Regions from separate parts of the Homo sapiens genome. Here all the other regions are linked to region 5. A link is an interaction called in ENCODE POLR2A ChIA-PET data of the cell type or tissue named here. Cell type or tissue: K562. All regions are shown on one strand. Region 1 has its middle 4.3 kb from the start of RIMBP3C. Region 2 overlaps UBE2L3 (ubiquitin conjugating enzyme E2 L3). Region 3 holds the start of YPEL1 (yippee like 1). Region 4 has its middle 12 kb from the start of TMEM191C. Region 5 holds the start of SDF2L1 (stromal cell derived factor 2 like 1). Region 6 holds the start of UBE2L3 (ubiquitin conjugating enzyme E2 L3).

Region 1 (4,000 bases), 86 kb before region 5:
CTGTCTCTACAAAAAAAATTTTAGCTGGGCGTGCTGGTGCATGCCTGTAGTGCCAGCTACCCAGGAGGCTGAGATGGGAGGGTCACTTAAGCCCGGGAGTTTGAGACTAGCCTGGGCAACAGAGTGAGCGAGACCCAGTCTGCATTTCCAGCTGAGATGAAATGATTGCTTGAGCCTGCAAGGTGAGGTCAAAGTCGCAATGAGCTGTGATGGCACCACTGCACTCCAGCCTGGGCAACAAAGCAAGACTGTCTCAAAAAAAAAAAAAAAAAAAGCCTGGTGCGGTGGCTCACTCCTGTAATCCCAGCACTTTGGGAGGCCAAGGCAGGCGTATCACGAGGTCAGGAGATAGAGTCCATCCTGGCTAACATGGTGAAACCCCGTCTCTACTAAAAATACAAAAAATTAGCCATTAGCCAGGCGTGGTGGCGGGCACCTGTAGTCTCACTTATTTGGGAGGCCGAGGCAGGAGAATGACATGAACTCAGGAGGTGGAGCTTGCAGTGGGCCGAGATCCCGCCACTGCACTCCAGCCTGGGCGACAGAGCAAGACTCCATCTCAAAAATAAAAATTAAAATTAAAATTAAAAAAAGAGAGTAGGCTGTCACCAAGAAAAAGGACACTGGGGTGGATGGGTCTCTGGGAACCCCACGGTTACCATCCAGCAGCTGCCCCAAAGTATGTCAAAAGCATTCGGGAATGTTGGTTGAGTGGATGAGCAAAGCCAGGCTTCCCCAGGGCTGGGTTTCTGCCATCCCTGTTCTCATCATGTTGTGCAGTGATTGTCCAGTGACCTGCCTGTCACCCCCATCAACTCTGATCTTGGGGAGAGCAGAAGCCATGTTTTCCCTTGTCCCTATTGCATCCCTGCATGTGACTTAGCACATCACTGGTGCCCAGGACATATGAGAATGAGTTGCAGGGAGGCAGGAGTCCCTGCATGAGCTCACCATGCTGCTGCCTTCTCCAGGTTCAACTTTCTCACCTATTAAATGAAAGAGATGGTTTCTTTTTTTTTTCTTTGAGATGGAGTCTCACTCTGTCACCCACGCTGGAGTGCAGTGGCATGATCTCGGTTCACTGCAATCTTCACCTCCTGGGTTCACGTGATTCTCCTGCCTCAGCCTCTCAAATAGCTGGGATTACAAACACCTGCCACCATGCCTAGCTGATTTTCATAGTTTTAGTAGAGACGAGGTTTCGCCATGTTGGCCAGGCTGGTCTTGAACTCCTGACCTCAAGTGATCCACAGGCCTCAGCCTCCCAAAGTGCTGGGATTACAGGCATGAGCCACCATGCCCAGCCTGAAAGTGGTGGTTTCAAACTGGGTTCTTTAGGGCTCCAGGGTTCCTTGGAAATATAGAACTGCTGGGCACACACCTATACTCCCAGCTACTTGGGAGGCTGAGGCAGGAGGCTTGCTTGGATCCAGGACTTCTGGATTGTAATGTACTATACTGATGGGGTGTCTGCACTAAATTTGGCATAAATTGGTGACTTCCTGGGAGCAGGAAACCACCAGCTTGTCTAAGGAGAGGTGAACTGGCCCAGGTTAGAAAAGGAGCAGGTTGGCCGGGCTCGGTGGCTCATGTCTGTAATCCCAGCACTTTGGGGGGCCAAGGCGGGCAGGTCACCTGAGGTCAGGAGTTCGGGACCCGCCTGGCTAACATGGTGAAAACCCGTCTCTACTAAAAATGCAAAAATTAGCTAAGCATTGTGGCGCATGCACGCCTAATCCCAGCTACTCGGGAGGCTGAGGCAGGAGAATCGCTTGAACCCGCGAGGCAGAGGTTGCAGTGAGCCGAGATCATGCCATTGCACTCTAGCCTGGGTGACAGTGCAAGACTCCATCTCAAAAAAAAAAAATTTTTTTTTTGTAGGCTGGGCGCTGTGACTCATGCCTGTAATCCCAGCACTTTAGGAGGCCAAGGTGGGTGGATCACTTGAGATCAGGAGTTCAAGACCAGCCTGGCCAACATGGTGAAACCCTGTCTCTATTAAAAATACAAAAATTAGCCAGGCATGGTGGCACACGCCTGTAATCCCAGCTACTCGGGAGGCTGAGGCAGGAGAATCACTTGAACCCAGGAGGTGGAGGTTACAGTGGGCTGAGATCGTGCCATTGCACTCCAGCCTGGGCAACAGAGAGAGACTCCATCTCAAAGAGAAATAAAATAATTGTGGCCCAGAATGGTGTCTTAAGCCTGTATACCCAGCCCTTTGGGAGGCGGGGATGGGTGGAGTACTTGAGCTCTGAAGTTTGAGACCAGCCTGGGCAACATGACACCCACCTCTACAAAAAACACAAAAATTAACTGGGCATGGTGGTGCATGCCTGTACTCCTAGAGACTTGGGAGGCTGAGGTGGGAAGATTGCTTGAGCCTGGGACGTCAAGACTGAAATGAGCCATGAGTGAGTCACCGCACTCCTGCCTGGGAGACATAGTGACACCCTGTTTCTAAAACAAACAAAAAAAGGCCAGGCATAGTGGCGTGTGCCTGTAGCCCCAGCTACTTAGGAGGCTGAAGTGGGAGAATAGTTTGAGCCCAAGAATTCAAAGCTGCAGTGAGCAATGATCATGCCACTGCACTCCAGCCTGGGCTACAAAGAGACTCCATCTCTAAAAAAAAAGTAAAATAAAATAAATTTTAAAATTGTTTTATCATTTATTTTTTGGAGACAGGGTCTTGCTCTGTCATCCAGGCTGGAGTGCAGTGGCGTGATCTCGGCATACTGCAACGTTCGCCTCCTGGACTTAAGCAATCCTCTCACTTCAGCCTCCCGAGTAGCTGTGACTACAGGCTAGCACCACCATGCCCGGCTAATTTTTCTTTTCTTTTTTCTTTTTTTTTTTTGTATTTTTTTTTTTTTGTAGAGATAGGGTCTTACCATGTTGCCCAGGCTGGTCTTAAACTCCTGACCTCGAGCAATCCACCTGCCTCGGCCTCCCAAAGTACTGAGATTACAGGCATGAGCCACCACACCTGGCCAATAAAAAAATTAATAGGCTGGGCGCAGTGGCCCATGCCTATAATCCCAGTAAGGAGGCCGAGGTGGGCAGATCACGAGGTCAGGAGTTCGAGCCCAGCCTGGCCAATATGGTGAAACCCTGTCTCTACTAAAAATACAAAAATTAGCTGGGCATGGTGGCAGGTGCCTGTAATCCCAGCTACTCGGGAGGCTGAGGCAGGAGAATTGCTTGAACTCAGGAGGTGGAGGTTGCAGTGAGCTGAGATCACGCCATTGCACTCCAGCCTGGGCAACAGAGTGAGAGTCTGAGTCAAAAAAAAAAGAAAAAAAAATTAACAACAGGCCAGATGTGACGGCTCATGCCTGTAATTCCACCACTATGGGAGGCTGAGACGGGCAGATCACTTGAGCTCAGGAGTTCAAGACCAGCCTAGACAACATGGCAAGGCTGCATCTCTATAAAAAAATTACAAAATTTAGCCTGGCATGGTGGTGCACGCCTGTAGTCCCAGCTATTTGGGAGGCTGAGATGGAAGGATACCTTGAGCCTGGGAGGCAGAGGTTACAGTGGACTGAGATTGTGCCACTCCACTTCCACCTGGACGAAAGAGCCAGACTCTGTTTCAAACAACCAAAAAAACGAAAAACCCAACCCCCCAAAATAAAAACAATAATAATAAATAAAAATAAATTAAACAGAAATACCATAGGCCTGTTGGGAGGAGGTATGCAGGAAGCGGATGGGGAGAGACAGTGCCCATACTTGCTTCAATGGGCAGATCTACTCTTTTTTTTTTTTGAGACAGAGTCTCGCTCTGTCACCCAGGCTGGAGTGCAGTGGTGCAATCTTGGCTCACTGCAACCTCCGCCTCACGGGTTTATGCCATTCTCCTGCCTCAGCCTCCCGAGTAGCTGGGAATACAGGTGCCCGCCACCGAGCCCGGCTAATTTTTGTATTTTTAGTAGAGATGGGGTTTCACCGTGCCAGCCAAGATGATCTCGATCTCCTGACCTCGTGATCCACCCTC
Region 2 (4,000 bases), 67 kb before region 5:
CTCCCTCTGGCCCCATGCATCTCCTCCTGTCCCACCTTAGTTAATGGTTCACTTGTCTACTCAGTTGCTCAAGGAAAAAACGCCAGCGGAGCCCTTCTCGGCTCTTCCTCCCTTGTCTAGTCACCTGGCGGATTCTGCTGAACTATGCCTTCAGTCTCTCTTCTCTGCCTGTCTTCTCTCCATCCCCACTCCCACTCCCAATGCCACTGCCACTCCCACTGCCTCAGTTCAGGCCATCCCTGTTTGTGGTAGACACCTGCATCGAGCTCCTTAATGGTTCATCTAAACTCCTTACTGGTCAGCGCACTCTCTGTCCCACACTACTCCTAACCAGCAGTGCATCAGAGTAGTGTATGGTGTGGTGTGCAGTAGAGAAGTGCACATGAGCAGGCCCTGCTCTCAGAGATTGGAGCAGAATTTAGTAGGGTGAGGATGAGGCTGGGACTCTGGATTACAAGTGCACATTCCTTAGCTTTTTCCTTCAAGGTCTTGTCTCACCAGCCTTGTCTCTCCCCACTTGCCCGTTGAGTCCCCTAAAAACAGCATGCTTTGCACACACACTCTGGATCTCGTGATTGGCATCCCTGTCTCTTCTCTGTACCAGGGTAACTTTTTGACCTTTGAGACTCAGCTCAAGGGGCAATTCCTCTGCCCTTGAGGAGCTCAACAAAGGAGAAAAATGGCACGTACCTGGAACAAAGAAATCCTGGGCTGGCCACTGTGTGCTAGATGTCTGCCACCTGAATAATGGCTTGCAGGAGAGGGAAAGACCCCCTCTGACACTGAGGAGGAGGTCGAACTTGGCCTGGCCCTTTAAGCACGAGTAGGGTTTCAGCAGTTGAAGAAGACGGACTGGGTGGCCAGTGAGGTTGAGTCTCTCTCATCCCTCAGGAGGGCTGTGGGCAGTGCCTATGGGAAATGCTTTGAGGAGCCCCAGAGACCATCTGCCTACTCCCCAGTGCTGCTTGCGTCTGACCTTGTGCCGTCCCGCTTTGGGTTTTAGTTAGGCCAGCCCCTGAGATGCTTTCCAGAAGTGTTGAGGCATTGGCTTGATTTTACCCCAGATTGGCATGTCCAGTGCACCTGGTTCCTCCAGAGCTAGGAGACCTCCCTCTGCCAGGCCAGCCTTGGAGGGTGAGCTACCTCTCTATAGAGGGGTCACTGAGGGCAGTGCTGATGGATTTAAGGACAGGTGGCAGAGATGCCATAGCCTTTAGGTTGAGGGGCCAGATCTACATATCTCCTGGATGCTACAGCTATCCAGGAGAAGTGGCATGCCACTCACTCAGAAAGGGCTTTGCATGTATCTCCTGTGGCCAGCTTCATCATGCCTGTTCTTGGGGGACATAAATAAGCCTAACCTCCCCAAGCCCCCCACCCCTATAAGAAAGGGAGGAAGGGGCTTTTGCTCAGAGCAAAGCTGTTTAGAGGAAGACTACAGCATAGCAGTTAAAAGCTCAGGTTCTGGAGTTTCAATCCTGGGCCTGCCATGTCTTAGCTGAGTGACCCTGGGCAAGTTACTTTACCTCTCTGTGCCTTAGTTACTTCGTCCGTGTGTGAAGGTTAAATGAGTTAATATATACCAACTGCTTAGAAGAGTGCCTGGCATATAGTAAGTGTGAGCTACTTGTAGATATTATTGGGAATAACCAAGACATGTTCCAGGGCAGGGAGGTGACCAGCCTGACAGGAGGGGAGGATTTGGAGGAGTGATAGGAGATGGTATTGCAAAGGTGTTTTCGGGACAGGTTGGGGCCAGTCTGCCTGGACATACCCTCATCACTGAGAGCCCATTCTCTTACCTGTGGTACTCTCTTATTCTGTAGGTTGGAGAAAGAGTTACTGAGACAGCTGTGTGAATGTTTGTTTAAAAATGTTGGCTGGGGGCCAGGCGCGGTGGCTCATGCCTGTAATCCTAGCACCTTGGGAGGCCGAGGTGGGCGGATCATGAGGTCAGGAGATTGAGACAATCCTGGCCAACATGGTGAAAACCCATCTCTACCAAAAATACAAAAATTAACCAGGCCTGGTGGTGCGTGCCTGTAATCCCAGCTACTAGGGAGGGGGAGGCAGAAGAATTGCTTGAACCTGAGAGGCAGAGGTTGCAGCGAGCTGAGATCGTGCCACTGCACTCCAGCCTGGGTGACAGAGTGAGACTCTGTCTCAAAAAATGTTGGCTTGGCGCAGTAGCTCACACCTGTAATCCCAGCACTTTGGGAGGCTAAGGCAGGTGGATCACTTGAGGTCAGGAGTTCGAGACCAGCCTGGTCAACATGGTGAAACCCCGTCTCTACTAGAATCACAAAAAAATTAGCTGGGTGTGGTGGCATGTGCCTGTAATCCCAGCTACTCGGGAGGCTGAGGCAGGAGAATTGCTTGAACCCAGGAGGCAGAGGTTGCAGTGAGCCAAGATCATGCCACTGCACTCTGGCCTGGGCAACAGAGTAAGACTCCATCTCAAAAAAAAAAAAAAAAAAAGAAAAGGAAAAAGAAAAATGTTTACTTGGCTGGGCGTGGTGGCTCATATCCGAATCCCAGCACTTTGAGAGGTCAAGGCGGGTGGATCACTTGAGGAGACCAGCATGGGAAACATGACGAAACCCCATCTCTACTAAAAAAAAAAAAAAAAAAATACAAAAATCAGCCGAGTGTGGTGGTGCATGCCTGTAATCCCAGCTACTCTGGAGGCTGAGGCAGGAGAATCGCTTGAATCCGGGAGGCGGAGGTTGCAGTGAGCTGAGATGGTGCCACTGCGCTCCAGCCTGGGTGATAGAGCGAGACTCTCGAAAGAAAAAAGAGAAAAGTTTACTTTTCCCAACAAAGTTGAATAGCTTTTTTTTTTTTTTTTTTTTTTTTTTTTGGAGACGGAGTCTCACTCTGTCACCCAGGCTGGAGTGCAGTGGCACCATCTCAGCTCACTGCAACCTCTGCCTCCCATGTTCAAGCCATTCCTCCTGCCTCAGCCTCCCGAGTAGCTGGAACTACAGATATGCGCCACCATACCCGGCTGATTTTTGTATTTTTAGTAGAGACGGGGTTTCTCCATTTCCCAGGCTGGTCTCGAACTCCTGCCCTCAGGCGATCCACCCACCTTAGCCTCCCAAAGGATTACAGGCGTGAGCCACTGTGCCCAGCTTAAAATTGAATAGCTCTTGAACTCAAAATTTGTCTTTCTAATATCTCAGAAATTTACCTTGCATATTGTAAACATCCAGTGTAGTGTGACAGTCACTGTGTCCAAAGATGAGCATAGGTGCTATGGAAGGCTCCCACAGGTGCTGAACTGGGGCAGGGGTGGAGGTTTGAAAGCAACTTTTTTTTTTTTTTTTTTTTGAGGCGGAGTCTCGCTCTTTCACCCAGGCTGGAGTACAATGGTGTGATCTTGGTTCACTGCAACCTCCGCCTCCCGGGTTCAAGCAATTCTTCTGCCTCAGCCTCCTGAGTAGCTGGGATTACAGGCGCACGCCACCACGCCTGGCTAATTTTTGCATTTTTGTTTTTTTTTGTTTTTTTTTTGAGATGGAATCTTGCTCTGGCGCCCATGCTGGAGTGCAGTGGTGCGATCTCGGCTCACTGCAAGCTCCACCTCCCAGGTTCACGCCATTCTTCTGCCTCAGCCTCCCGAGTAGCCAGGACTACAAGTGCCCGCCACCATGCCCAGCTAATTTTTTTGTATTTTTAGTAGAGACGGGGTTTCACCATGTTAGTCAGGATGGTCTCGATCTCCTGACCTTATGATCCTCCTGCCTCGGTCTCCCAAAGTGCTGGGATTACAGGCGTGAGCCACCATGCCCGGCCCCCAATTTTTGTATTTTTAGTAGAGCTGGGGTTTCACCATGTTGGTTAGGCTGGTCTCAAACTCCTGACCTTGTGATCCGCCCACCTCGGCCTCCCAAAATTCTAGGATTACAGATGTGAGCCACTGCGCCTGGCCGAAAGCAACTCTTGATTGAGAAGTTGAGGTCTCAGATGTAATATTCTTGCTTCTTGTCTTCTCTTT
Region 3 (4,000 bases), 94 kb after region 5:
TAGGGTAGCCTCTTTCCCTTTTCCTGCATCCCTGCCCCTTGACACAGGTGCTGGTGGAACTTAGTGAAGACAGGCAAGAATCAAGAACAGATGTTAGAGGAACACTGCTCTCAACCTAAAGAAAATAGCTTTATGGTGAGGTATAGCAGCTCAAGCCTGTAATCCCAACACTTCAGGAGGCTGAGGCAGGTGGATCACTTGAGCCTAGGAGTTCAAGACCAGCCTGGGAAACATTAAGTGAGACCCCAGTCTCTACAAAAAAAAATGTAAAGTTAACCAGTCATGGTGGTGTGCACCTGTAGTCCTAGCTACATGGGAGGCTGAGGCAAGAGGATCACTTGGGCTCAGGATGTGGAGGTTGCAGTGAGTCGTGTTTGTGCCACTGCACTCCATCCTGAGCAAGAGTGAGACCCTGTCTCAAACAAAGAAACAAACAGAGAAATGGCTTTATAAATTACAGTGATTCAAAGGTGAAAAGGCTTAATACCCACAGTTTAGTGACAAGAATGCACCCAGGTGTTTTTCATATTGGCAAGTGTACCACAGCAGTGTAGGATGGGGTAAGGATAGGGAGCACTGGGTGTAGGATATATTGGGATTGTCTGTACTATCTTTGCAACCTTTATGTAAATTTAAAGTTTTTCCAAAATAAGAAGTTATTTTAAAAGAAGACTATTGCTCAGATTGGTAATTAAGAGCGCTCAGTTATTATATAAATGCTCAATATGGGCCCAACCCGTAGGGGTTCCCACAAGTAGATGAGACTCTACCCTGTAGGGCCCAAGAGGAAACACCATGAAGGTCCTGGAGATCCTCTTATTCCTCAAACATGCCACTACCATTGCCTCGCAAGAGCCCTGAGGGGGACCAGTGCATGATTGTAAGACAAAATGACATCAGGATTAAGCACAGCTCCTGGCACCTGGCAGGGGCTCAGCAAACATTTGTCACATCTATAGCTTGCTCAGGTGAGGTGCCTGGAAAGTCTCCCCAGTGGTGGTAAACCTAGTCTTGGGACCTGAGTAGGGAATTAGGAGTGTCAGGGGCTGGTGGGTGGGAAGAATAACATTCTTAGCAAAGGAAACATCAGGTTAAGGTGGGTATGTTTTAGATAGAGGAAGAAGAAATGCAACGGAACAGAAAAAGCGTGGGGCGGGGAAATTGATGTCTTCCATGTTCATTATCTGCCTAAAATAGAATCTCAGCCTTTTTTCCATCCTTAGAATTCAGCACATAATTTGGACATCAAAGATGTCAATCAGAGCCAAGCATGGGGGAGGCGGACCCTGTTTAGATCTCTGAAGCTCAGGCTTTTGCAATCTCTGTTAACGAAACCTATGCCACAAGTGGTAAATACCGAGGACGCTCCATTTTAGTCATGATCTTTATGTGGCTACTTGAAAAGCTTTTCCGCCTTTCTGATAAACATTCCTAGGAGACCTCTTTTGCCCTCATTTCCTTGCCCAGTTGAGGCTGTATTTTTTAAGGAAGGAAAATCCAAAAATCAGGGATCTTGTCCATTTTCCCTATCTTTTCACGGCGGGGCGGGAGAAGAGGGACAGCGGGGGAGGTGGAGAGAAGAAACGGCGGGGGAATCAAAGATTAGGCGTTGTTGTCTGTGCCAAAACGGAGTGAGCCCAATATCAACAAATCAAAATCCAAAACGGAACAAAAAAGTCACAGGCCCGCCCTGCTCGCGCCCCCGCCCGCCCGGACGCCCAACAGGTGCTTCCCGGGCCCGCCCGCAGCCACAGTATCCTTGGGTGGCCACAAAGTAACCGCCCGCGCAGCTGCAGCCAGGCCCGCCCGTACTCACGGCCGCTCCGCGGTCCGCGCCCCGGCCCGCAGCGCCCATCCGGCCCGGGCCCCGGTCAGCGCGGGCTCGGCTCTCAGGCGTTCCCGGCGCGGCCCGGGACGCGCTGAGGCCGTTAACGCCTAGGCAGGGCGCGAGGCATCCTCCCGCCGCCGCCCCGCGGGCCGCCTGCCCTTTGTTTTGGAGCCGTAGCCCGGCCCAGACGCCGTTAACAGCCTTGGAGCGCGGCGCCGGCCAATCAGCGCGCCATGTCGCCAGCGCCCCGCCCCCATCCTGCCTCCGTTCCGCCCCGCGTCCCGCCTGCCCCGCGCGCCCCCGCCCCGCGCGCTCCGGGCCAAGGAGCTCCGCCAGCTCGCACCCGGCCGGGACGGGCAGGAGCCCACGTGCCGCGGGGCGCGCCGCACTCCCATTGGCTGACCCGCCGGGCGCGGCCTCGGAGCCAGCCTGTAAGGGCCGAGGGACACGGGGGCGGGGCCGCGCGGGGCGGGGCGAGAGCAGGGGCGGGTTCCGCGAGGAGCGCCGCGCTCGGACGCAGGCTGGCTGGGCAGGGACACTCGGCCGGCGGGGCTGGCGGTGGTGGTCACTCGTTCCTCCGGCTCGCGGGGATGGGCCGAGGGCGTGCAGGGCCCGCAGCTCCAGAGGCTGAGGCGAGCTTGCGCGCAGCCTCCTCGTCCAGCGCCGTGCACGTACCGCCCGTCCGCGCGGTCGGCCGCGTTGTAGGGGACGGACGTGGAGGCCGAGGCGAGCTTGTGTGCGCCTGACCAGGGCCCGCCTTGGCCGGACCCCTCCGCGGCCGGGTCCCCAGAATGCGGTCGTCCGTGCTGTCCCGTCCCCACCACCCTCTCTGAACCCAAGGACCTAACCCCCTAGGACCCCCTCGCCACGGAGGACCCCCCGGGTCTGCGTCTGGCCCCTCGCTCTGCTCCAGGACTGCCGCGTCAGACCCTACAGAAAGCCCCTTCCTCTGGGTAGTGCTCCCGACGCCCCGGCAGCCTGCGCCACCCCCACGCCTCTAATGTCACTGTTTTCTTGGTTCCGTATCCCTTCTTTAAAAAAATATATATTATTTGAAAATAGATATGTATTATTTGAATATATATATTTGAAGGCTGGGTGTGGTGGCTCACGCCTGTAATTCCAGTACTTTGGGAGGCCGAGGCAGGAGGATCATTTGAGCCCAGGAGTTCAAGAGCAGCCTGGGCAACATAGTGAGACACTGTACCAAAAAAAAAAAAAGAAAGAAATTAGGCATGGTGGTGCACACCTGTAGTCCCAGCTACCTGTGAGGCTGAGGCGGGAGGATCACTTGAGCCCAGGAGGTCGAGGCCTCAGTGAGCCATGATCGCGCTACTGCACTCCAGACTGGGTGACAGAGCGAGACCCTTCCTCTTGAACAAAAAAAAAAAAAAAGAAAAGAAAAAAACCAAGAAAACAACAAAACCTCTATTGAGGTCACAATGTATATAACATTGTTATCAGCGTCCTCTGGACGTATTCTCTTGTTTTCTGCAACCCACTGTGTATGTAAAGATCTCTTCAAGTCGCTAAATGTACACCTGACTCATAACTTAGATTGTGGCTGGATGTTGCCTTTTTTTTTTTTTTTTTTTTTTTCCTTGAGACAGGAGTCTCGCTGTGTCGCCCAGGCTGGAGTGCAGTGGTGTGAGCTTGGCTCACTGCAACCTCCTCCTCCTGGGCTCAAGCGATTCTCCTGCCTCAGCCTCCCCAGTAGCTGAGACTACAGTTGCCCGCCACTAGGCCCGGCTAATTTTTGTATTTTTAGTAGAGACGGGGTTTCACCATATTGGCCAGGCTGGTCTCGAATTCCTGACCTCAAGTGATCCGCCTGCCTCGGCCTCCCAAAGTGCTGGGATTACAGGCATGAGCCCACGCGCCCGGCCCCATTTAACTATTTTAAAGTGTACAGTTCACTGGTATTAAATACATTCATAATGTTGTGCAACCATCATCATCATCCCTCTCCAGAACTCATCTTGCCTAAGTAAAGCTCTGGACTCAAGAAACAATGACTCCCGTTTCCTTCTACCCCATGCCCCGCACCACCCCATTCTACTTTCTGTCCCTATGAGCTTGACTGCTCTAGGTGCCTCACATAAGTGAAATCATCTAGTATTTGTCTTTTTGTGGCTTACTGTGACTTTTGTGGCTCATTTCACTTAGCATAAT
Region 4 (4,000 bases), 190 kb before region 5:
AAGAGTGAAACTCTGTCTCAAAAACAAGACAAAAATTAGCTGGGCATGGTTGTGGGTGCCTGAATTCCATCTAGGCAGGAGAATTGCTTGAACCCAGGAGGCGGAGGTTGCAGTGAGCCGAGATCACGCCATTGCATTCCAGCCTGGGCGACCAGCAAAACTCTTAAAAAAAAAAAAAAGTAGCCACCAATGATATGTAAGCAGATGAGCATGGATATATTCCAGTAAAACTTCATTTATGGCCAGGCACGGTGGCTCATGTCTACAATCCCAGCACTTTGGGAGGCTGAGGCGGGTGGATCACCAGAGGTCAGGAGTTCGAGACCAGCCTGGCAAGATGGTGAAACCCCGTCTTTACAAAAAAAATACAAAAAATTAGCTGGGCTGCCGGGTGCGTTGGCTCACACCTGTAATCCCAGCACTTTGGGAGGCTTAGGCGGCTGGATCACGAGGTCAGGAGATCGAGGCCATCCTGGCTAACATGGTGAAACCCCGTCTCTACTAAAATACAAAAAATTAGCTGGGGGTGGTGGCACGCCTCTGTAGTCCCAGCTCCTTAGGAGGCTGAGGCAGGGGAATCGCTTGAACCCGGGAGGCAGAGGTTGCAGTGGGCCGAGATTGTGCCACTGCACTCCAGCCTGGGCGACGGAGCGAGCCTCCGTCTCAAAAAAAAAACCTTGCTTCTTTGCCAAGCGTGATGGCTCACACCTGTAATCACAGCACTATGGGAGGCCCGAGGTGGGCTGATCACCTGAGGTCAGGAGTTCAAGACTAGCCTGGTCAACGTGGCGAAACCCTATCTCTATTAAAAATACAGAAAGCAGCCAGACATTGTGGTGGGCACCTGTAATCCCAGCTACTCGGGAGGCTGAGGCAGGAGAATTACTTGAACCCGGGAGGCAGAGGTTGCAGTGAGCCAAGATCGTGCCACTGCACTCCAGCCTGGGCAACAGAGTGAGACACCTGTCTCAAAACAAAAACAAAAACCAGCTTTTCAGCCAGGTGAGGTGAATGCATCTATAGTCCCAGCTACTCAGGAGGCAGAGGCAGAAAGCTCCCTTGAGCCCCAGGAGTTTGAGGCTGCAGTGAGCCATGACTGCATTACTGCACTCCAGCCCGGGCAACAGAGTGAGACTCTCTTTTTTTTTTTTTTTTTTTTTTTGAGACAGAATCTCGCTCTGTCACCCAGGCTGGAGTGCAGTGGCACGATCTCAGCTCACTGCAAGCTCTGCCCCCCAGGTTCATGCCATTCTTCTGCCTCAGCCTCCCAAGTAGCTGGGACTACAGGCGCCTGCCACCACGCCCGGCTAATTTTTTTGTATTTTTAGTAGAGACGGAGTTTCACCGTGTTTGCCAGCATGGTCTCGATCTCCTGACCTCGTGATCCACCCACCTCGGCCTCCCGAAGTGCTGGGATAACAGGCATGAGCCACTGCTCCCAGCCAAGACTCTATCTTTAAAAGAAAAAAAAATAAGTCGTTTTCCAAAAGCCATTTGAGGTGGATTGCAGTAAAAGTCTTCTATGGAGTGGAGAATGTTTGACACAGTAAAAGAACAGGAATAGGAGAAAGCTGCCATGCTTTCCAGGGGGCTAAAATGTGTGGCTGAGCATCCTATTTGGCTCTGCGTGCCCAAGGTGTCCCTCTGCCCTGCTCCCAAAAAGAGGAGGGATGTGAAAAAGCAAAGGTCGGGAAGTGGGAATTGGAGGTGGTTTTCATCTTAGTACAAAAGGAAGTGTCCCCATGCTAAATATTCCAAGAAATGTTTCCCACAGGACTTACTTTTTTTTCTTTTTTTCCGAGACTGACTATCACTCTGTTGCCCAGGCTGGAGTGCAGTGGCGCAATCTTGGCTCACTGCAACCTCCGCCTCCCAGGTTCAAGCAATTCTCCTGCCTCAGCCTCCCGACTACCTGGGACTACAGGTGCGTGCCACCATGCCCAGCTAATTTTTGTATTTTTAGTGGAGACGGGGTTTCACCACATTGGCCAGGCTGGTCTCGAACTCCTGACTTCAGGATTTGCCGACCTCAGCTTCTGAAAGTGCTGAGATTACAGGCGTGAGCCACCGTGCCCAGCCTCCAATAGGACTTTGTAAAGGACATTCACTAAGTTGCACAGCAAATGTAGAAGGAAGCTTGTGAAAGGCTTTTTCTCGAAATGACCTGGGTAAAATCAGACTGTGTCATTAAAGGTCCCTGGTGTTGTGCTGTAAAATGTTACTTTTGCCAGTGGCAGGATGCTGCCCCTGCCTCCACCGTGCTGTAAGGTAGTGTGCAGCATCCATACTGATCACCTTTCCACAATCGCGTAAGAGTGTGTGGACACGTGTAAGCCCTAGGCTTGGGTGGCTGGGACTTGGTCTTGCAGCCCCCTGGCCTGGGCCGCATTCATCTGTCCACCCACGCGGCACAGGCCGGACTTACCCTTTCCACTGCTCCAGGCTGGGGCGGAAAGAGCCAACGGGGAGGTGGCAGGAAGCCCCCCACAGAGCAGGAAGCTGCACAGACCCCATGCTGAAGGAAGAAGTCATCAAGGGGCCACATGGGGACCAGGGTTGGGAAAGGCAGGCAGGGCTGCAGGCTCCCTAGGAGGCCAGAACTGGCCAGGGGTGCAGCAGCCGAGGCCTCTCCCTGCAGTGCCAGGCTGCGTCCTTTCCCACGCAAAGGCTAGCCTCTGTGCTGTGGAGACCAGACGGGAGGCTGGAGGGCCTTGGTGGCAGTGTAAGAGGCTGGGCCACCAGCAGGGCCCAGGTGTCTTTCTCAGTGCGCCTGGTGCTACCAAGAACCGTGCCCTGGGCAGATGGCTGAGGAGCGCTCACCTGTCCCTGTGCCCAGACACTTTCTGAGCCAGGTGGCCTCCCCTAATGCCGCTGACCAGTGGATTTAAGAAAATGTCGGCCCCCATGGCCAGGTGCAGTGGCTCATATCTGTAATCCCAGCACTTTGGGAGGCCGAGTTGGGCAGATCACTTGAGGTCAGGAGTTCAAGACCAGCCTGGCCAACATGGCGAAACCCCATCTCTACTTAAAATACAAAAAATTAGCCAGGCATGGTGTCAGGCACCTGTAATCCCAGCTACTTGGGAGGCTGAGGCAGGAGAATTGCTTGAACCCAGGTGGCAGAAGTTGCAGTGAGCTGAGATTGCGCCACTGCACTCCGCCCTGGGCGACATGGCAAGACTCCATGTCAAAAAAAAAAACAAAAAAACAAAAAAACTCAGTCCCCAGCGATTTTGGGATTTGGAATTTTTGCCTATTCATGTTCAGCTCCTCTTTCTGGCCAAGGTAACAATGAGTTGCCTCCTGCAGGGTCCCTGCTGTGAAATCAGGCCATCCCGTGCTTCTCGATCAGCAGGCCGCACCTCCAGGTCAGCTGAAAGGAGCCCAGAGCATTTGAATCCCAGCCCCAACTGGCAGCGGCCTTTGCCTTGGACAGATGCCATGTCTCTGAGGTGCAGACGGGCTGGCTCTCCATTCAGGTGTCAGAGCATTTGAGTGTGTGTGGTTTTCCAAGCCCTGGGTTTGTCAATGGAGGGAAAGGTGCACAAGATGTGGTCCGTGAGCTCTTGGATCCTAGAATGCTTGGGGAAGACAGGCCAGCCTCGGAGGCTCAGCCTGTGGTCCCAGCTACCTGGGGAGGCTGAAGTGGGAGGATTGCTTGAGCCTGGGAGGTGGAGGCTGCAGTAAGCTAGGATTATGCTACTGCACTCCAACCTGGATGACAGAGTGAGACCCTATCTCAAAAAAATAAATAAATAAAGGAAAGCATCCTTGGTAGTGCTGAGTGCTGTGGGGACACTGTTGCAATTGGGGATGAGTGGCCTGGGAAGGCTTCCCAAGAAATGGCATTAGGGTGAGGCCATAGGAAGTGAGGGAGGGGCTAGGCAGAGGAATGAGCAGGCACAGAGGCCTGTAGCAGCAGACTGCACAGCGGCAGGAGCGGTCCTGGCGGCGCCGGGCCTAGGAGCCATGTTGGGGTTTGGACTTGTGCTCTCTGAAG
Region 5 (4,000 bases):
TTTTCTTTTGAGACGAAGTCTTACTTTATTGCCCAGGATGGAGGACAGTGGCGCGATCTTGGCTCACTGCAACCTCTGCCTCCTGGGTTCAAGTGATTCTCCCACCTCCGCCCTCCGAGCAGCTGGGATTACAGGCACATGAGACCATGCCTGGCTAATTTTTGCATTTTTAGTAGAGACGGGGTTTCACCATGTCTGGTCTGGAATTCCTGACCTCAGGTGATCCTCCTGCCTTCGCCTCCCAAAGTGCTGGGATTACAGGTGTGGGCCACCGGGCCCGGCCTATACCTGTAATCTTAACACTTTGGAAGGCCAAGGCGGGTGGATCACCTGAGGTCAGGAGTTCAAGACCAGCCAGGCCAACATGGTGAAACCCCGTCTCAACTAAAAGTACACAAATTAGCCAGGCCAACATGGTGAAAACCCGTCTCTACTAAAAATACAAAAATTAGCTGGGTGTGGTGATACATGCCTGTAATCCCAGCTACTCAGGGGGCTGAGGCAGGAGAATTGCCTGAACCCGGGAGGCAGAGGTTGCAGCAGTGAGCCGAGATCGTGCCACTGCACTCCAGCCTGAGTGACAGAGTAAGACTCCGTCTCAAAAAAAAAAAAAAAAAAAAAAAAAAAAAGACTTCTTGAATGATGCACATGGGAGACTCAAAAGTTTGAAAAAAAAAAAAAAAAAGGCTGGGTGCCGTGGTGGCTCATGCCTGTAATCCCAGCACTTTGGGAGGCTGAGGCAGGTGGATCACCTGAGGTCAGAAGTTTGAGACCAGCCTGGTCAACATGGTGAAACCCTGTCTCTACTAAATATATTTAAAAAAGTAGCCGGGCGTGATGATGCATGCCTGTAATCCCAGATACTCAGGAGGCTGAGGCAGGAGAATCACTTGAACCCAGGAGGTGGAGGTTGCAGTGAGCCGAGATCGCGCCATTACACTCCAGCCTGGGTAACAAGAGCGAAACTCCGTATTAAAGAAAAAAAAATTGTTGAATGAGATGTGAGGAGCAAGGTAAAGAGACGAATGAAAGAAGAATCCCAAGTTTTGGGCCTGAGCATCTGCAGAATGGAGGTGCCATTTACTGAGACTCATAAGCCTGGGGGAGGGGTAGTTTGAGGGCGGAGACCAGGAATTCTGCTTTGGATGTGCTGATTTTGAGATGATGGCTGACATGTCCAAGAGTATATATCCATCGCCTCTCAGATAGTACTTCAGCTCTTCCACCCTAGACTGGAGACCCCTCAAGTGCAGGGACTACCAAATCCAGGGCAGACTGACTTTTAACCGTTTGGACACCTAAATGCTGAAAAGATCAAGGTGTCTTATACTACATGTAACTCAAAATCAAAACAGTATTAAACACGAAACCCCCAAAATAACATGTTGCTGTAATGAAAATGGCTTTACTCTGGATTTTCTGAACGCAAAATTCTGGATGATTTAATTAAATATGAACTTTTCTCTCTGCTTTGCCTGTGCTTCAACTACACCCTAGTCAGACTCTTGAGCCCAGAGCTATTTGCTCTGTGACCCCACAGGATCTGGAGTGAAGCTGCTGTAACAATGTCCCATGAATGAATAAATAAACAGAGGTGTAAGTTTTCCTCCCTTGAAGGTTGAGCTGACAACACTCTGAGAAGGCGGCAAGAAGGAGACCTACTCATGGCCAGGAGACCTGGGACACGGTCGCCCAGGCATGGTTCCCACAGCCCCTTGGTCTCCTTTGACTCTGGTTTCCTAAGACAGCTTTGGGACTTTCTGGTGAGAAGCTGCCATTATTCTCAACGCTACAGCTCCCTGCTGCCCTCTCCTGCCCGATGACCCAGTGACCACGAGATTTAGCCACGAAAGGAGTCAAATGTATAAGTGGCCAGGGGAATTCAGAAACCCCAGGGTCTAGGGACTGTGGTGACCCAGTATCAGAGAGGGCCTAGGGCCGAATGACTGGAGGTTTCATTAATCCCGGGGTCCAGGGACTTAAGGACTGATCCCGATTCAGTGACCCCGGGATCTGTCGACTTTGTGACCACAAAATCTAGCGATCCAACAACCTCAAGACCCTGCAGCTGCGGGCCCAGGTTCTGAGGGGAGAGACTCATTACTGAGTGCCCAGGAGTCCAGGATCAAGGGGCGTCGTGAAAACGTGCCTGCAGGGTCCTAGGATCCTGAGCCGGTGTCCAGGGACTCACCGGCTGCGAGGAGCCGCGTCTTCACCAACTGTTCACGCTCACTCTCCGCGGCTCGGAGACTCAGCCGCCCTTCCCTGGGCACTCATTGGTAAGTCCTCGGAAGCGTGGACCAATCAAAACCCTCCTCGTGTCTCCAGTCCCCGCCCAGCTACGGCTCTCGCGAACCGGGGGCGGGCCCTCCCCGCGCTGACCCAGTGGCAGTGCAAGCGGAGTGCCGCGCGGGCCGACTATTGGCTGCCGCAAGCGGGCGCTGTCAGAACCGGATTGGGCCGCGGCGGGGACGGAAGCGGCCCCTGGGCCCGAGGGGCTGGAGCCGGGCCGGGGCGATGTGGAGCGCGGGCCGCGGCGGGGCTGCCTGGCCGGTGCTGTTGGGGCTGCTGCTGGCGCTGTTAGTGCCGGGCGGTGGTGCCGCCAAGACCGGTGCGGAGCTCGTGACCTGCGGGTCGGTGCTGAAGCTGCTCAATACGCACCACCGCGTGCGGCTGCACTCGCACGACATCAAATACGGATCCGGTGCGTGGGGCCAGCGACTGGGAGAGCGCGGGGAACCGGGGCTCGGGGTTGGGAGTGTGGAGACAGGGTGGTCATGGGGGTCTGTGGGCCGTCTGGAAGCCGGGCGGCGGGGGCTCTAGAGTCGTTGGGAGGTCGAGGGGCCAAAGCTTTGAGGGTGTCGAGGATATTGAGGGTGGGGACGGTCGTCGGGGAACTGCGGGCCCAAAGACTGAGGGGGTGTCAGGCGGGGGCTGGGGGTGAGCCCTTGGGGTCCCCTGGGACATGTTCTGGTCCCAGGGCGAGGGTCCGGGGTTCCGCGATTGACGGAGACCCTGGGTGTGTGGGGTGTCACTCCTCAGGCAGCGGCCAGCAATCGGTGACCGGCGTAGAGGCGTCGGACGACGCCAATAGCTACTGGCGGATCCGCGGCGGCTCGGAGGGCGGGTGCCCGCGCGGGTCCCCGGTGCGCTGCGGGCAGGCGGTGAGGCTCACGCATGTGCTTACGGGCAAGAACCTGCACACGCACCACTTCCCGTCGCCGCTGTCCAACAACCAGGTGAGCCCCTCCCGGAGCCCCCAGAGAGACTCCTGGCCTGTGTGAGGGGCCAGAGACAGAGCCCTGGGTTCCAATCCGAGCCTCAGCTTCTTCGTGAAATGGAAATTTCACTTCAGAGATGGTTACTGAGCGCCCCCTCGGGGGACACAGAGTAACTCCGCCAGGATCCTGCCCTCAGGTGCTCCCGGCCCGGCAGGGAGAACGACGGGAGAGAGATCCGGAGAGATACGCCTGGATAGCTCTTCCTCTGGTGGCAAGTGGGACCCAGGAGGGGAATCCACACAGCCTTGAGGGTGGGGAATAGGAAACTCCACTGGGGAGGAGGAACTCAGGCTAGATCTGAAAGGATGATTAGGAGTCCTACAAGCCACAAAGGGGAAAGAGAGACTTCCCAGGCCAGCAGAAGAGATTGTGCCAATGCATGGAGGTCATTGGAATTCAGGGGATTGGAATGGAACAGTGGGTGCCCTTGGGGAGCTGGTGGAAGAAAATGTTTGAGATAGATAGACAGCTTGACTGTTAGCCTGAGGGGCTGAATTTTAGGCTGAAGGTAGGTCAGAGGGGTTAGGACTGGGAAAATGTGGAGGAGGAGGCCTTAGCTCCGTGGGGACCAGTGGTCTCTGCACAGACAGATGCAATGGTGTGTGCATGTGTCTGAAGAGCCCATGCTGGGGAGGGAGTGCTAGAGGTTGCGGGGGCGGGTCATGGTGTCACCTTTTGCAGCTGTGGGAGCTGAGGCTCCAGGAAGGGTAGGGAAGAAC
Region 6 (4,000 bases), 75 kb before region 5:
CCGTGTTAGCCAGGATGGTCTCAATCTCCTGACCTCGTGATCCACCCACCTCGGCTTCCCAAAGTGCTGGGATTACAGGTGTGAACCACCACACCCGGCCCCAGGATATATTATTTCCAGTTCCCTTTCCTTCTCTCCTTTCAGGAGAAACCCACTGTTCTTAGAAATGGAGAAAAATGTCCAGGCCCAGTGACTCACACCTATAATCCCAGCACTTTGGGAGGCCAAGGTGGGTGGATCACTTGAGGTCAGGAGTTCAAGACCATCCTGGCCAAAAATGCTAAAACCCTGTCTCTACTAAAAATACAAAAATTAGCTGGGCATGGTGGCAGGTGCCTGTAATCTATGCTACTCAGGAGGCTGAGGCAGGAGAATCACTTGAACCCGGGAGGCAGAGGTTACAGTGAGCTGAGATCATGCCATTTTGCACTCCACCCTGGGTGACAGAGTGAAACTGTGTCTCAAAAAAAAAAAAAAAAAAAAAAAAAAAAAAGAGAAAAACTCCTTAAGAAGGTCTGAGTATATTCTGAAGCTATGTTCTTCTCTCTGCATTGCTACCTGAGGTCCAAACCACTGTCACCTCTTTGCCTGAATGATTGCAACCGGTTTCCAAGTGGCCCCTGCTCCCCTTCTTATCCTCTTACCCACCTCCATTCCCCATTTTCCAATCAGAGTACTCCTTTTTTTTTTTTTTTTTTTAAGATGGAGTCTCACTCTGTCGCCCAGGCTGGAGTGCAGTGGCGCGGACTTGGCTCACTGCAACCTCTGCCTCCCAGGTTCAAGCGATTCTCCTGCCTCAGCATCCAGAGTAGCTGGGATTACGTTCGCCCACCACCACACCTGGCTAATTTTTGTATTTTTAGTAGAGACGGAGTTTCACCATGTTGGTCAGGGTGGTCTCAAACTCCTGACCTCAAGTGATCCACCCCCCTCAGCCTCCCAAAGTGCTGGGATTACAGGCATCAGCCACTGTGCCAAGCCCCAAAGTACTCTTTAAAACATGCGTCTCAGCCCAGGTGTGGTGGCTCATGCCTGTAATCCCACCACTTTGGGAGGTTGCGGCGGGAGGACTGCTTGAGCTCAGGAGTTTGAGACCAGCCTGGGCAAGACAGTGAGACTTCATTTCTACAAAAAATAAAAAAAAACTTAGGAGGGTGTGGTGGAACGTGCCTGTAGTCCCAGTTAATTGGGAGGCGAAGCAGGAGGATCCCTTGAGCCTAGGAGGTCGAGGCGGCAGTGAGCTGTTATCGTGCCACTGTACTCCAGCCTGGGTGACAGATCAAGACTCTGTCTCAAAAAAAAAAAAAATCATCTGACCATGGAGTCAATACTCATATCTATCAAAGACCTCTCACAGCACATGGAATAGAAACCAACTCCTCCCCTTTCTACAAGACCCTCCATGGTCTGTCCCCTGCCTCCCTCCCACCCTATAATCCTTTTACTCCATTCTGGACACTGAGACAGCCTCATGGTCTTCGCCAGTGCTGCTTCCTCTGCTTGAAACATTCTCCTCCAGTCCTCCCAGCTGTTCCTTCCCATTTTCCAGGTCCCAGCATTGGCTTTGGAGCCAGCAGCCCACCTGTGACAGGAGCCTGGCTCTGCTCCTAGCTGGCCGTGTGACCTTGGGCAAGTCACTGGCTTCTTCTGTGCTTCTGTTTATTGTGAAATGAGGATGTTAATGCTAACGTATCCCAGAGGATGGTTTCAAGGGTTAAAGAAAATAAAGCACTAGAGAGAGGTCTGGCACTTAGTAGGGCCATTTCCTCAATTTGGCTTCCTTGACCTCTCAAAGTATGTCCCCACAGTCACTTTCCTATCACCCAGTTTTCTTCACAGAGCTTGGCAGTGTGAAGTAACCTTGGTTATTCAACTTTTTTTTTTTCCCCCAAGACGGAGTCTTCCTCTGTCACCCAGGCTGGAGTGTAGTGGCAAGATCTCGGCTCACTGCAACCTCTGCCTCCCGGGTTCAAGCGATTCTCCTGCCTCAGCCTCCTGAGTAGCAGAGATTACAGGCGCCCGCCACCACGCCTGGCTAATTTTTTGTATTTTTAGTAGAGACCGAGTTTCACCACGTTGGCCAGGCTGGTCTCGAACTCGTGACCGCGTGATCCACCCGCCTCGGTCTCCCAAAGTGCTGGGATTACAGGCGTGAGCCCCCGCGCCTGGTCAACTATTTTATGCAATCAGTATTTATTATGCTCCTACTATGTGCCAGGCACTGGTTGTAACTGCCATCTGATTGGACGATCCGTAAACGCTGAGGCCCAGTCTGTGCGGTTCACTTGCGTTCCTCCACGCGCCCCCCAGCACAGTGGGAAGCACACAGTAGGTGCTCCGCTCTGCTCCTGTGCCCCGCCCCGCGGCCCCTCCCCCGCTCCAGGAAGTGCGGGGGCTCCAGCCGCCCGGCCGGCCGCGATGCATTCTGGGGAAGGAGCAGCACCAAATCCAAGATGGCGGCCAGCAGGAGGCTGATGAAGGTAAAAGCCATTCTCTGGCAGCGGCCGGGCGTGGGGCGGCGTCCTAGGCTCCGGATCCCCGAGGCAGGCGGCGGCTTCTCAGGGCGCTGCCGTCTGGCTTCCTGCCCTACACGGCCTCGTCGGTTCCCTGGGCCGCGCGCAGGCTCAAGGTGCTAACGGGGCTGGCCTAGGCCGCAGCCTGGGCGGGAGCGCAAGGCCGCGCTGGGAGCCGCTGTCGGCCCCTCAGCCCGGCCCGGGGCGTTCACGCCACTCTCCGCCCGGAGCTTGGCCGCGTCCCCCTGTCGCGGAGGCCGCGGTCCGATCTGAGGGCGTCGTTAATGTGAGAGCCCGGTTGGGAGGCTCCAAACCGGGCGCCTTCGGGGAAGGCCCGAGCGCCGGAGCCCCTGCCCGGAGCCCGCGCCGCGGAACCGCCCCGCCCTGGGCCGCAGCGCGCCGGGCTTGCAGCTCCGCTTGGCCCGGCCGCAGCTCGGGAGTCTGGGAGGTTCGGGCTAGGAAAGAGAGAAGGAGGCCAGGCGGCCAAAGTTAGGTCAGTTTGTTGGTGGGTCGTTTGGAATTGCGCTGGGTCCTAGCAAACTGTCGCCTTGTGACTGCAGAGTCACACAGCGGGTAAGTTCCAACTCCAGGAAGGCCTGAGGTCGGCCCCGATCGCGGCGCGGTTCTGCTTCCCTCTCCTCCACTCAGTCATCCCGATCTCCCCTCCCTGATAAAGTGCCATTTTTGGGGGGATAACGGTTGATTTCAGTCGTTCGAATCAAAACGGGCCAAAGTTTATAATAATAATTTGGTACTTTGGATCTTGAATGCAGCAGGGTGCTTTCTCGCTAATTGGCACCTTTTGGTGAGGAACACATGCTAAATTGGCTTAGTACTTTTGCCAGTGGATTTGCCAAGGTCCTCTGTAGCCCACCCCGCCAGCATCTGTGAGTCGGCGGCTGGGTAGTGCTGCCGGCCTGCAACGGGCCGGAAATTAAAAAAAGGCCCAGGAGCCAGTTTCCTGAGGGGAGATAAAGAGCTGGGGTTCGTTCTAGGCGGAGCAGTGCTTGGTAGAGCTAGACATTGAACTTGGAGCCACAGTCTCTGAGCATTCCCTCCGTCCCTGGGAACGTTTCCTTTCTTTTGTTCCCTAAGGGCTAGAGAGGACATTAACTTTATAAAACTGGAGTGGAAGTGGGCACAAAAGAACAGTCAGAGGACTTCAGACCTCTCCTCATCTCTTAAGCTAGTGACACCACCATTCACCAGATAAGGGGTCGGTTAATGGCTTTCTTTCCTACCCTACTCCCAGGTGCAGTCGTCCATTAACCCTTGTGGATTTAAATTTAGAAAGATTTCTGGAGTGCAGGCCGGGCGCGATGGCTCACGCCTGTAATCCCAGCACTCCTGGGAGGCCGAGGCGGGCGGATCACTTGAGGTCAGGAGTTCAAGACCAGCCTGGCCAACATGGTGAAACCCTGTCTCTACTAAAAATATAAAAATTAGCTGGGCGTGGTTGCATTTGCCTGTAATCTCAGCTACCCGGG

What was found. Peaks named below come from ENCODE experiments on the same cell type or tissue, not always from the same donor. Only the 100,000 strongest peaks of a DNase experiment are listed, where the experiment ranks them.
Region 1: POLR2A ChIA-PET joins it to region 5 with 14 read pairs; 10 of 35 experiments call an interaction of 5 or more read pairs at or near these places.
Region 2: POLR2A ChIA-PET joins it to region 5 with 83 read pairs; 18 of 35 experiments call an interaction of 5 or more read pairs at or near these places.
Region 3: POLR2A ChIA-PET joins it to region 5 with 11 read pairs; 5 of 35 experiments call an interaction of 5 or more read pairs at or near these places.
Region 4: POLR2A ChIA-PET joins it to region 5 with 25 read pairs; 4 of 35 experiments call an interaction of 5 or more read pairs at or near these places.
Region 6: POLR2A ChIA-PET joins it to region 5 with 32 read pairs; 16 of 35 experiments call an interaction of 5 or more read pairs at or near these places.

What each region holds. Positions count from the first base shown.
Region 1 is chr22:21,553,770-21,557,769 of GRCh38, forward strand. It overlaps a transcript of UBE2L3 not described here. Among named protein-coding and RNA genes, the nearest start is that of RIMBP3C, 4.3 kb to the left of the region's middle. RefSeq lists silencers at 454-607, 2,071-2,365. In K562, no CTCF peak of the experiment used is centred here; a DNase peak (open chromatin) is centred at 2,382.
Region 2 is chr22:21,572,800-21,576,799 of GRCh38, forward strand. The region is part of intron 1 of UBE2L3 (ubiquitin conjugating enzyme E2 L3); the gene reads left to right. Among named protein-coding and RNA genes, the nearest start is that of UBE2L3, 7.1 kb to the left of the region's middle. In K562, no CTCF peak of the experiment used is centred here; a DNase peak (open chromatin) is centred at 1,788.
Region 3 is chr22:21,733,799-21,737,798 of GRCh38, forward strand. YPEL1 (yippee like 1) reads right to left here and starts at 1,996. Exons shown (of 5, transcript NM_013313.5): 1 at 1,817-1,996. RefSeq lists silencers at 1,645-1,694, 1,715-2,564. In K562, a CTCF peak has its summit at 1,777; DNase peaks (open chromatin) are centred at 1,000, 1,483 and 2,243; H3K4me3 peaks cover 1,473 bases; H3K27me3 peaks cover 1,012 bases.
Region 4 is chr22:21,453,153-21,457,152 of GRCh38, forward strand. No RefSeq gene overlaps it. Among named protein-coding and RNA genes, the nearest start is that of TMEM191C, 12 kb to the right of the region's middle. In K562, no CTCF peak of the experiment used is centred here; no DNase peak of the experiment used is centred here.
Region 5 is chr22:21,639,820-21,643,819 of GRCh38, forward strand. SDF2L1 (stromal cell derived factor 2 like 1) reads left to right here and starts at 2,483. Exons shown (of 3, transcript NM_022044.3): 1 at 2,483-2,704; 2 at 3,043-3,239. The coding sequence starts at 2,518. RefSeq lists a silencer at 2,292-2,721. In K562, CTCF peaks have their summits at 1,810 (motif pointing left), 2,424 and 3,369 (motif pointing left); DNase peaks (open chromatin) are centred at 1,812, 2,352, 3,062, 3,392 and 2 weaker places; H3K4me3 peaks cover 2,577 bases.
Region 6 is chr22:21,565,292-21,569,291 of GRCh38, forward strand. UBE2L3 (ubiquitin conjugating enzyme E2 L3) reads left to right here and starts at 2,423. Exons shown (of 4, transcript NM_003347.4): 1 at 2,423-2,480. The coding sequence starts at 2,454. RefSeq lists silencers at 1,417-1,604, 2,247-2,486, 2,737-2,876. In K562, CTCF peaks have their summits at 2,370 and 3,541; DNase peaks (open chromatin) are centred at 2,390, 3,090 and 3,480; H3K4me3 peaks cover 1,920 bases.